Linked DNA regions of Homo sapiens: region 2 is linked to region 1. The links are chromatin contacts, found by Hi-C or POLR2A ChIA-PET in ENCODE. All regions are on one chromosome and are shown on one strand. Each heading gives the region's core, a stretch centred on a gene start or an enhancer-like site at or near the end of the contact. The rest is flanking DNA. Distances are from core to core; before and after follow the strand shown.

Evidence for each region. Hi-C counts contacts between places; a loop is a spot of excess contacts on that map. ChIA-PET counts read pairs that join two places held with the same protein, here RNA polymerase II (POLR2A). Pooled maps may share reads with other maps.
Region 2: a pooled map shows a loop between it and region 1 (4-fold over the local background). The contact joins the enhancer-like site here to the promoter of TPD52L2 in region 1. A Hi-C loop is called at or near these places in 1 of 168 maps with a recorded cell type or tissue (CD14-positive monocyte), 1 of 37 single-sample maps with no recorded cell type and 4 of 50 pooled maps. POLR2A ChIA-PET finds 5 or more read pairs at or near these places in 16 of 52 experiments (AG04450, B cell, CD4-positive, alpha-beta T cell and 13 more).

What each region holds. Positions count from the first base shown.
Region 1 is chr20:63,862,227-63,867,464 of GRCh38, reverse strand. TPD52L2 (TPD52 like 2) reads right to left here and starts at 2,195. Exons shown (of 7, transcript NM_003288.4): 1 at 2,081-2,195. The coding sequence starts at 2,099. ABHD16B-AS1 (ABHD16B antisense RNA 1) reads left to right here and starts at 2,392. Exons shown (of 2, transcript NR_165314.1): 1 at 2,392-2,641; 2 at 3,195-5,238. It overlaps ABHD16B (abhydrolase domain containing 16B), which reads right to left. Exons shown (of 1, transcript NM_080622.4): 1 at 4,477-5,238. The coding sequence ends at 4,515. RefSeq lists enhancers at 744-1,463, 2,185-2,905, 1,945-3,144, 3,238-3,467 and a silencer at 2,728-2,777.
Region 2 is chr20:63,909,636-63,915,132 of GRCh38, reverse strand. All of the region lies in intron 1 of DNAJC5 (DnaJ heat shock protein family (Hsp40) member C5), which reads right to left. Among named protein-coding and RNA genes, the nearest start is that of MIR941-1, 7.1 kb to the left of the region's middle. RefSeq lists enhancers at 2,356-2,856, 4,278-4,777. Within about 2 kb of position 3,857, at least 15 of the 41 ENCODE cell types and tissues checked have a DNase peak (open chromatin) inside an H3K27ac peak, as active enhancers do; they include CD14-positive monocyte and PC-3, where a contact is called at or near this core.

The DNA of each region.
Region 1 (5,238 bases), core at 946-3,445:
CCTCCCAAGTAGCTGGGACTACAGGAGCACACCACCATGCCCGGTTAATTTTTTTATTTTTAGTAGAGACGGGGTTTTGGCACGTTGGTTAGGCTGGTCTCAAACTCCTGACCTCAAGTGATCCACTGGCCTCGGCCTCCCAATGTGTTAGAATTACAGGCGTAAGCCACCGAGCCCAGCCTTTCTGTTCTATTTAAAAAAAGACAAATGAGGCTGGGCACAATGGCTCACACCTGTAATCCCAGCACTTTTGGAGGCCAAGGCGGGCAGATCACCTGAGGTCAGAAGTTCGAGACCAGCTTGACCAACATGGAGAAACCTCCATCTCTACTAAAAATACAAAATTAGCCGGGCATGGTGGCGCACGCCTGTAATGCCAGCTACACGGGAGGCTGAGGCAGGAGAATCGCTTGAACCCAGAAGGCAGAGGTTGCGGGAAGCCATGATCGCGCCATTGTACTGCAGCGTGGGCAACAAGAGCGAAAATCCGTCTCAAAAAAAAAAAAAAAAGTAGAAAGACCAATTAACCTGGCATGGTGCGCCTGTAGTCTTATAGTCCCAGCTACCTGGGAGGCTGACGCAGGAAGATCGCTTGAGCCCAGGAGTTGAAGATTGCAGTAAGCTATGATTGCACCACTGCACTCCAGCCTGGGAGACAGAGGGAGACGCTGTCCCCAAAAAAAAAATTAAAAAAAAAAAAAAAAAAGGCCAGGCGCGGTGGCTCACGCCTGTAATCCCAGCACTTTGGGAGGCCGAGGTAAGCAGATCACGAGGTCAGGGTATCAAGACCGTCATGGCTAACAGTGAAACCCCGTCTCTACTAAAGATACAAAAAATTAGCCGGGCATGATGGCGGGCGCCTGTAGTCCCAGCTAGTTGGGAGGCTGAAGCAGGAGAATGGCAGTGAACCCGGGAGGCGGAGCTTGCAGTGAGCCGAGATCTAGCCACTGCGCTCCAGCCTGGGCGACAGAGTGAGACTCCATCTCAAAAAAACAAAAACAAACAAACAAAAAACACCCTCCAGAATAATGCAGCACCTAGGAATTATAAAGCTTAATATGTAGCCGGGCACAGTGGCTCACGCCTGTAATCCCAGCACTTTGGGAGGCTGAGGCGGGCGGATCACAAGGTCAAGAGATCGAGACCATCCTGGGCAACATGGTGAAACCCTGCCTCTACTAAAAATACAAAAATTAGCTGGGCCTGGTGGCGCGTGCCTGTAGTCCCAGCTACTCAGGAGGCTGAGGCAGCAGAATCGCTTGAACCCGGGAGGTCGAGGTTGCAATGAGCTGAGATCGCGCCACTGCACTCCAGCCTGGCGTCAGAGCAAGACTCCGTCTCAAAAAAATAAAGAAAGAAAGAAAGAAAGAAAGAAATTTAGCATCCCTCTCTAGAGCCCCAAAATGCAAGGCAGACTTTTATCATCTTCTCAAGATTTTAATCTCCTGGGCTCGCTCCACGCCCCTCAGTGGCCATCTCATACTGCTCTGGGGAGACTGTTCTGGAAACAGGCCTGGTATGCTGGGTGTGCCCCTGACTCACTCCACCCCCTCTCCATGAGGCAACCCCTAAGCAGGCTGAGCTCCGAGCAGAGTTGCTGCCCAAGGGGAGCTCTGCTGAACGCGAAGACCCCTTCTCTGCTCGGGAGCCGCCCTCAACACCTCGGACTGGGTCCAGGGCCAGACAGCGTGAACCCGAGGGCCCCGCGCAGGGACCGGGGGGTGGCAGAGCAAGCAAGAGCAGGGCACGGGGTGGGCGGCATAAGCGAGACCTGCTGGGAGCGACAGAACCCAAACTACGGGAGCAACGGCGGGCGCCAGGGAACCACACCTCGGAACGGTCCCAGGGGAGACCAGGAGGGCGGCTGGAGAGAGCCCAGGAAGCGGTCTGGGCCGCGGGCAAAAAACACACCACGACCATCATAAGCTTCGAGGTCAGTGGCCCCGGGAGCTGAAGAGGGGCCGCGGGGTGGGTGAACCGAGACCGAGAGGACAGAGAGTCGCAGACGCGACCCCGGGAGACGGAGAACAACGGGCAGCCTGGGCCCATCTGCGGCGAAGGGGCCGGGCCCGGCAGGTACCTTGGCCGGCGGAGTCCATGTTCGGGCGGCGTCCGGACCGCTGTCGCGGGCGCTATGGGAGCCGAGCGGGCGGCGCCGGGAGAAGCTCGCCGCGTACACACTAGCCAGCGGAACTGCCTCAGCTCCGCGGCGTTTCGTAATCCGCGATGCGACGGCTACTTCCGCCCGGGCACGTGCTCCGCCTTCTTCCCGCCCCCACCAGTGATATCCAATGAGAGTGCCGCTTGGCCCGTCCTGGTTTACCCGACTCAACCTGATAGGCCGAAACTGCGGGCGAACCAGGAAAGGGAGGCGTGGTTCGGCGGGAATCCATTCCAGGTTGACTCCACCAGCGAGAATCACAGGTAGAACGGTCAGAGTAGCGGGAGGACTGGGAAGGTGGGAAGTGGGAGGACCGTCCAACATGGCGCTGTGGAAAGCCAGCGCAGGGCCCCAGGGGATCTTCCGGGGCGGATGCAGCTGCCTAGGAGTGCTGGGGCTCGCGCGCCTCGGCGGCTCAAACTCTGACCCCTTGAGATCCTTTCCAGCCCGACCCCTTACTTTAGGGGTCAGCCTGCCCCCGTAAGTCCTGTTATTTATTGTATTTATATTCTTTTTTTAGTTGGTCCTTTTTTGTTTGTTTTTGAGACGGAGTTTCACTCTTGTTGCCCAGGCTGGAGTGCCATGGCGCGATCTCAGCTCACTCCAATCTCTGCCCTCCGGGTTCAAGCGATTCTCCAGCCTCAGCCTCCCGAGTAGCTGGAATTACAGGCGCGCGCCAACACGTCCGGCTAATTTTCGTATTTGTAGTAGAGACGGGGGTTTCGCCACCTTGGCCAGGCTGGTCTAGAACTCCTGACCTTAGGTGATCCACCCGCCTCGGCCTCCTAAAGTGCTGGGATTACAGGCGTGAGCCACCGCCCCTCACGCCTGGCTAGTTTGTCCTTTTCATGGGGACTTTTTATTGTACGCGGGTTACTCTGAAAAAGATCGCGATTCGTCCCCTCGCCCTGCAGGCGCCGCTGCCGCCTCGCCTCGGGCGTGGACCCTGCGGCTCGGGCCTGCGCGTGTGCACCCCGAGGTTGTCTCACTTCCTGTTCAGGGCGACCAGCGCTGCGCCCTCCCCACTCCACAGATGAGGAAGCTGAGGTTAAAGTCACTTGCCCCAGGTCACTCCGCAAGTTGAAGCGCAACCAGGATACTCTGGAACAGGATGCCTGACTTCAGAGGAGAGGCGCGTAACCACCAGGCAACTGGCCCCACGAAAACAAGTCCCGCAACTTCCCTTCTTTGGCTCCTACTTGCTCCCGGAAGAAAAGCCTTAAACGGTATTCAAGCCCTTTAGGATCTGATGTCCTAGGACTCCACTCTGGGCTTCCAGCCTGGGGTGGTACTGGTCCCTAGGCATGGAAGCTCCTCCCACTGCCCCTTCCTTCACCCGGCCACCTCCTCCCACAGGTGTCTTCCTGGTACTCTTGCACAGGCCCGAGTCCCTTACCACCACGGCCTTAGCCTGCTCTCGTGCTCTCAGTAATGTTTTCTCCATTTGCTGCCTTTCATTCTTTCCAGAGATTCTTGCTCAACCCAACCAGGCCAGCCCGGGGACTAGGGACATGTAGGGACAATAGTCCCTGCTTCAGGCAGTTCAGGGCAGACCACAGAGATGTGACATTACAGACCATTGTGAGCAGAGGCCTTGTCCCATTCTGTGTTGCATCCCTAAGCCAGGAACAAAGTCCAGCCCAGGCCTGGCTCCAGGGGACACGCAGTAGTATCCTCTGGCCTGTGCAAGTGTATCTGTAGCCTCACATGCCACCATGTGAGTCTGCAATCTGTCTGTGAATGCCCTGGTGTAGAAGCCAGGAGTTTGGAGGTGGGAGGGAGCCCTACAGAATGATAGCCAGTGCTAACTCCTGGGAATGTCCAGCCACTAAGACCTGCCCACAGCCCTGCCATGCCAATGTCCTCCTTTTCACGGGAGCAGCTTGCACAGACTTTCAGCGCACAGCTGGCATTGTCTTCCCAGGAGCCATCCTGTAACCCAGGCCAGGTGAAGGGCTCCTCCCTGGGACCCCACAGCCCCGTTCCCATCATCCTTTTGTGGTGATCAAGGCACCCATCACACAGTATTGCCATAAACCGGGTCAGGTTAACCTTTCATTCCCTTAGGAGCTGGGTGGGGGCAGCCAAAAGTATTTGTAGGAGGAAGAGAGAAAGGAGGGGACAGAGCTAGGAAGAATGGGAGGACGGTCAGAACGCCCCTGTGAAGGAAGGAGAGCACCAAGTCCCCGTGTTCTGCCTACCCTCCCCCAGACAGCAGATCAGGAGCACCCCGCGCGCCCCCCCCCGCCCCGCCCCGCGTCGGCGCCGGCCCCCTGCAATGGTTGGCGGTATGGGGAGGTGAACCAAGAAGGCCAGGAGTTCAAGTGCGTGATCCCCCACTGGGGCATATAGGTTACAGCCGCCAGGGCAACTGAAACTCCTCAGGCTCCAGAGGGCTGAAGTGAGTCGCCTCCACGTTCTTGAGGTGCTTCCGAGCCAGGAACAGTGCGAGGCGCCGGCGCCGCCGCGAGCTCAGGCCCTGGCCCACCAGCCATGGGAAGGCGGGTCCGTGTGGCCCCAGGGCCTCCTCGCCCTCCAGCTCCTCTTCGCAGCGTGCACGGTAGGAGCGCAGCAGCGCCAGGCACCAGTCCTCGTCCACGCGGTAGCGTGCATAGAAGGCGGCCTCCTGCGCCAAGCTGCCAGCGCGCAGCCAGCGGGTGACGACGGCGCGGCCCTCTCGCGCCATCACGACGGGGTAGCGGTGCTCCAGCAGGCGCAGCAGCAGCTCATTGCCCCGGTTGCCCTCCACGTCACCAGGTGACAGGGGGCGCAGGCGGCCCGAAGTGCTGACCACGTCATCCTGCGTGCGTCGGAGCAGCAGCACCGGCCCCGGGTAGCAGCACAGCTGCTCGGCCACGTTGAGGTTGAAGTGCTCGCGCACGGTGCGCACCACCAGCCCCTTCCAACTGTGGGGCATGACCTTCAGCGCCAGCGGCACAAGGTCGTCGAAGGTGGCGTCCAGCACCAGTGCACCCAGCTCCGGGTAGGTCATGGTGGCCCAGGTGGCCGTGAAGCCGCCAACAGACCAGCCGTAGACCACCAGGTGCGCGGGCGGGAAGTGCAGGCGGTGCAGTGCG
Region 2 (5,497 bases), core at 2,608-5,107, 46 kb before region 1:
CTGCCTGAGGCCCACCCAGTGCCCCAGGTCCCAGGAGCATCCATGGAGCAGCCCGTCTCTCCCTGGGACCCACAGGTGCCTCTGGCTTACTGCAAACCTCCACGCAGGAGGCCTATCAGGGGCTCTCCATTTTGCTCCATTTTGAGCGTTCTTTATTTAAAAACCTCTGAAATTATCTGAGGCCATTTCCAAAACTTTTACAAAAGCTACACACTCTGGCCGGGCGTGGTGGTTCACACCTGTAATCCCAACATTTTGGTAGGCCGAGGAGGGCAGATCACCTGAGGTCAGGAGTTTGAGACCAGCCTGGGCAACACAGTGAAACCCCATCTCTGCTAAAAATACAGAAATTAGCAGGGCGTGGTGGCAGGTGCCTGTAATCCCAGCTACTCAGCAGGCTGAAGCAGAAGAATCGTTTGAACTAGGGAGGTGGAGGCTGCAGTGAGCCAAGATCACGCCACCACACTCCAGCCTGGGCGACAGAGCGAGACTCCATCTACCAAAAAAAAAAAAAAAGGCCGGGCACGGTGGTTCATGCCTGTAATCCCAGCACTTTGGGAGGCCGAGGCGGGTGGATCACGAGGTCAGGAGATCGAGACCATCCTGGGTAACGTCGTGAAACCCCGTCTCTACAAAAAATACCAAAAAAAATTAGCCAGGTATGGTGGTAGGCGCCTGTAGTCCCAGCGACTCGGAAGACTGAGGCGGGAGAATCGCGTGAACCCAGGAGGGGGAGCTTGCAGTGAGCGGAGATCGCGCCACTACACTCCAGCCTGGGCAACAGAGCAAGACTCCGTCTCAAAAAAGCTAAAAATTCTTTGGCATTTCTAACCACATCATAGATAATAGTACTTAAAATAATATTTCAACATAAGCATTCCATTATGAAGCCCAGAAGGGTTTTAACAACAATTACAAGGTAAACCCTGTGGGTCACAGCACCTCCACGGTTCTGAGTTCTGGGCTGTAAGGACTGAAGTCTGGGCGCCACTTTCACCAAGAGACAGAAGCAGGCGTCAGGGCTGCTCTAAGGTACTCGGCCAACGGTGAGCGTCCCGGCTTCTCACTACTGCCTCGCTCTCTCCCCAGCCTCCTGTGGTCCCCCCAAGATGGTGGCTGGGCAGGTGGCCTCAAGAGACACTGCCTGAGGGGTGGGAGGATGGAGTGCTCAGAGAGAGACATTCCAGGCCACAAAGATCACACATCCTGCAATGGACGGTCTGAATATACAGATGCTAAGAAGGTGGCTGTTAGGGCCTGGCGCGGTGGCTCACGCCTGCAATCCCAGCACTTTGGGAGGCCAAGGTGGGCGGATCCCCTGAGGTCAGGAGTTTGAGACCAGGTGGTCAACATGGTGAAACCCTATCTGTACTAAAAATACAAAATTAGCTGGGCGTGGTCGTAGGTGCCCGCAATCCCTACTGTAAGCTACTTGGGAGGCTGAGGCAGGAGAATCACTTGAACCCAGGAGGTGGAGGTTGCAGTGAGCCAAGATGGCACCACTGCACTCCAGCTTGGGCAACAAAGAGACCCTGTCTCAACAATAAATAAAAAATAAAAATACAAAAATCAGCCAGGTATGGTAGTGCACGCCTATAGTCCCAGCTACTCAGAAGACTGAGGCGGGAGAATCACTTGAACCCAGGAGGCAGAGGCTGCAGTGAGCTGAGACCGCACCACTGCACTCCAGCCTGGGCAACAGAGCGAGACTCTGTCTCACTAAAAAAAAAAAAAGAAAGAAAAAAAACAGGCTGTTAGGAACCCTGGACCCTGGGGCAAGGGGAACAACTCTAGAAAGAACAGATGACGTCTGAGGAGAAGCGGGAGGAGAGGGAAGGAGACAACAGGTGCTGCGGACTGCAGGGAGTGGGGCAAAGACAAGTCACCTAAGGAAACAAAGGAAACACGGAGGAACTACCAAGAGCGACAGTCACACTGGGATGGGGAAGACACAGCAGGGGCTGGGTCAGCAAACGGGCATGACACAGCACAGGGAACTGCAAAGAAGGCACCAGCAAACACCTCTGGGAGAGACAGTGCAGACAGGGAGATGGAGACGGGGCAGGGAACTACCTCTTTGCTCTAGATGCCCTTGGCTCATTCTATACAAAAAAAAAAAATTGCTAAAAATACAAATACGAAAAATAAAATACAACTGGCATTTCTTTTATCCTGCTGGGGAATCTTAATTTAAAATCTGTGATGAACCATGTAAAAACTGACTGCCGGCCGGGCACGGTGGCCAAACCTGTCATCCCAGCACTTTGGGAGGCCAAGGTGGCCAGATCACGAGGTCAGGAGATCAAGACCATCCTGGCCAACATGGTGAAACCCCGTCTCAACTAAAAAATACAAAAATTAGCTGGACGTGGTGGCAGGCGCCTGTAGTCCCAGCTACTCGTGAGGCTGAGTCACAAGAATCGCTTGAACCCGGGAGTTGGAGGTTGCAGTGAGCTGAGATCACGCCACTGCACTCCAGCCTGCAGCCTGGGCGACAGAGCGAGACTCCGTCTCAAAAACAAACAAACAAAAACCTGACTGCCAAAGGATACTCAGACAGGTAGGTCAGGCAAGGGAAGGACTGACAATCAGAGCATGCTAGGGACAGGGACTTGGAACACAGTTAAAAGGGTAAAAGCCCCACAGTTTGAATGTGTATTTCTGGATTTTTATTTGGAATAGATATTATCTATTCCAAAAAAAACCCAATTAACTCTGTAAATACATTTGAAGAAATTATAAACAAGAGTCAACAAAGCAAGCTAGAGAAAAGACGCTGTGTGCCACATCACAGGTGTCCCTCACCTTTACTCTTTTTTTTTTTTTTTTGGAGACCGATTCTCACTCTGTCGCCCACGCTGGAGTGCAGTAGTGCACTTTCAGCTCACTGCAACCTCCGCCTCCCGGGTTCAAGCGATTCTCCTGCCTCAGCTTCCCGAGTAGCTGGGATCACAGGCATCTGCCGCCATGCCCAGATAATTTTTGTATTGTTAGCAGAGATGAGGTTTTGCTATATTGGCCAGGTTGGACTCAAACTCCCGGCCTCAAGTGATCCGCCCACCTCAGCCTCCCAAAGTGATGGGATTACAGATATGAGCCAGTGTGCTAGGCCTTTCCTCCTAACTTAAAATGAATTTCAAATGTAAAGACTTTCCAGCCGGCCATGGCAGTTCATGCCTGTAATCCCAACACTTTGGAAGGCTGAGGTGGGGAGACTGCTTGAACCTAGAAGTTTGATCATTCTGGGCAACATGGTGAAACCCCATCTCTATTAAAAAAAAAAATACAAAAACTCGCCAGGCGTGATGGTGCACACCTGTGGTCCCAGTTACTCAGGTGGTTGGGATGGGAGGATCACTCGAGCCCAGGAGGTCAAGGCTGCAGGGAGCCGAGATCGCGCCACCGCACTCCAGCCTGATTGACAGAGCAAGACCCTGTCTCAAAAAAAAAAAAGAATTCCTAAAGTCCCTGGAAACACAGAAATCCCCAAAAGATTTCAGCTTTCCTCCTTAATTCTAAGAATAAAAAGCAACAGTGATGCTGAGCTTAACGCAACACGAGAACAGCAAGAGAAAATAAAACTGCTTCCACGACCATCACCAAGCATCCAAGTACGAGAGGAAGTGAATCTGAGCTGGAGCCATGGCAGCGCCCGGCCGAGCCAGGGAGGAGCAGACAGGCAGGGCAGCTGGCCCTTTTCACACAGTAACAAGCCCCATGCTCGCTCACACACAGAGTGCCACAGAAAACGAACGCCTGCCCTCGTGAGTCACAAAGTTAATGTCAAGAAGCAACAAGACCAGCGGCCACACCTGAGGAAGGATCAACTGCCTCAACCCATAGCTGCCACCCTGCCCAGAACCACGGTTTCCTGAAACTATAAAACCATTCCAAAGGTATGATTAGCTACAGAGAAACAAAACCAAACCCCACATGCTGAAGCCCTTTTAATTCACAGACTCATCTACTGCCCCAGGTCCTAATAGAGCATTCAGTGAATGTTTGCTGCATTAATTTTATTGGTATTGACTTGGGTCTGGAAACCTAATAAAGATTTTTTTTCTTGTAAACTGATGCTTAGAATACAGTAATTCAAAAAGAAAAGCAGATCAGAAGTTGAACAAAATAACTCCAGATATACATTTGAATACAAAGAATTGAACAGGCCGGGCATGGTGGCTCAGGCCTATAATCCCAGTACTTTGGGAGGCCAAGGCAGGCGGATCATGAGGTCAGGAGATAGACCAGCCTGGCCAACATGGTGAACCCCCGTCTCTACTAAAAATACAAAAATTAGCCGGGTGTGGTGGCGGGCACCTGTAGTCCCAGCTACTTGGGAGGCTGAGGCAGGAGAATCGCTTGAACCTGGGAGGCAGAGGTTGCACTGAGCCGAGATCATACCATGGCACTCCAGCCTGGGCGACAGAGTCAGACTCTGTCTCAATTAAAAAAAAAAAAAAACATTCTCAAAACCCTATTACTTGGAGAGCAGGTTATCCAACACGACACTCATGCCCTCCTGGGCATCGGGCACCCAGGTACCTCGGGCCTCGCCCTCCCAGTCCCAAGCGCACATCACTTTTTTTTTTCGAGAGGGAGTCTCGCTCTGTTGCCCAGGCTGGAGTGCAGTGGCGCGATCTCCACTCACTGCAAGCTCTGCCTCCCAGGTTCACGCCATTCTCCTGCCTCAGCCTCCCGAGTAGCTGGGACTACAGGCACTCGCAACCATGCCCAGCTAATTTTTGTATTTTTAGTAGAGATGGGGTTTCACCGTGTTAGCCAGGATGGTCTCCATCTCCTGACCTTGTGATCTGCCCACCCCCGCCTCCCAAAGTGCTGGGACCACAGGCGTGAGCCACCGCGCCCGGCCAGCGCACATCACTTTCGATGGTGCAAACAGCAGACAAAAAGTCCAGGTGACACCAATGAGGCCACAGGTTATGACACCTGGGTAGCGACTATTCAATCAAGGTTTGAACCTCTCCATACAAAGGGGGCCTAGAACAAGCAAGCACCCCCAGGAACAGAACGAGTCTGAAGACACGAGTGGTCTTCCGTTACCGCAGCACTGCTGGTCAAATCACTCAGGTCTGTGCAACACTAGAGAAGAAAGCTCCTAAAGCAGAATCGTTACTACAACCAAAAATATTCCAGAAAACCTTAACACAGTCCCAAATATGAAAGACAAGTGTTCTTCATAAGATCAGTAACCACGAGGTCATGCTGCTTGCTGGTCTTCTACCCTCACAATACTAAATCCGCAGGATTCTGGTCTGGTGCACGCCCTGGCCCAGGCGGGCCTCTGCTGCCCCCCGCAGGCTCTCCTGAGGATCCCCAGCCAGATGAGTCTGGACATACTTCCTATCACGGAAGAAAAGGCATAAAACCAGCAATCGATTCAGTAGAAATCTACTCTCACGGGGAAGACTTTTTTCTTTCTTTTTCTTTCTTTGAGACGGAGTCTTGCTCTGTCGCCCAGGCTGGAGTGCAGTGGCAC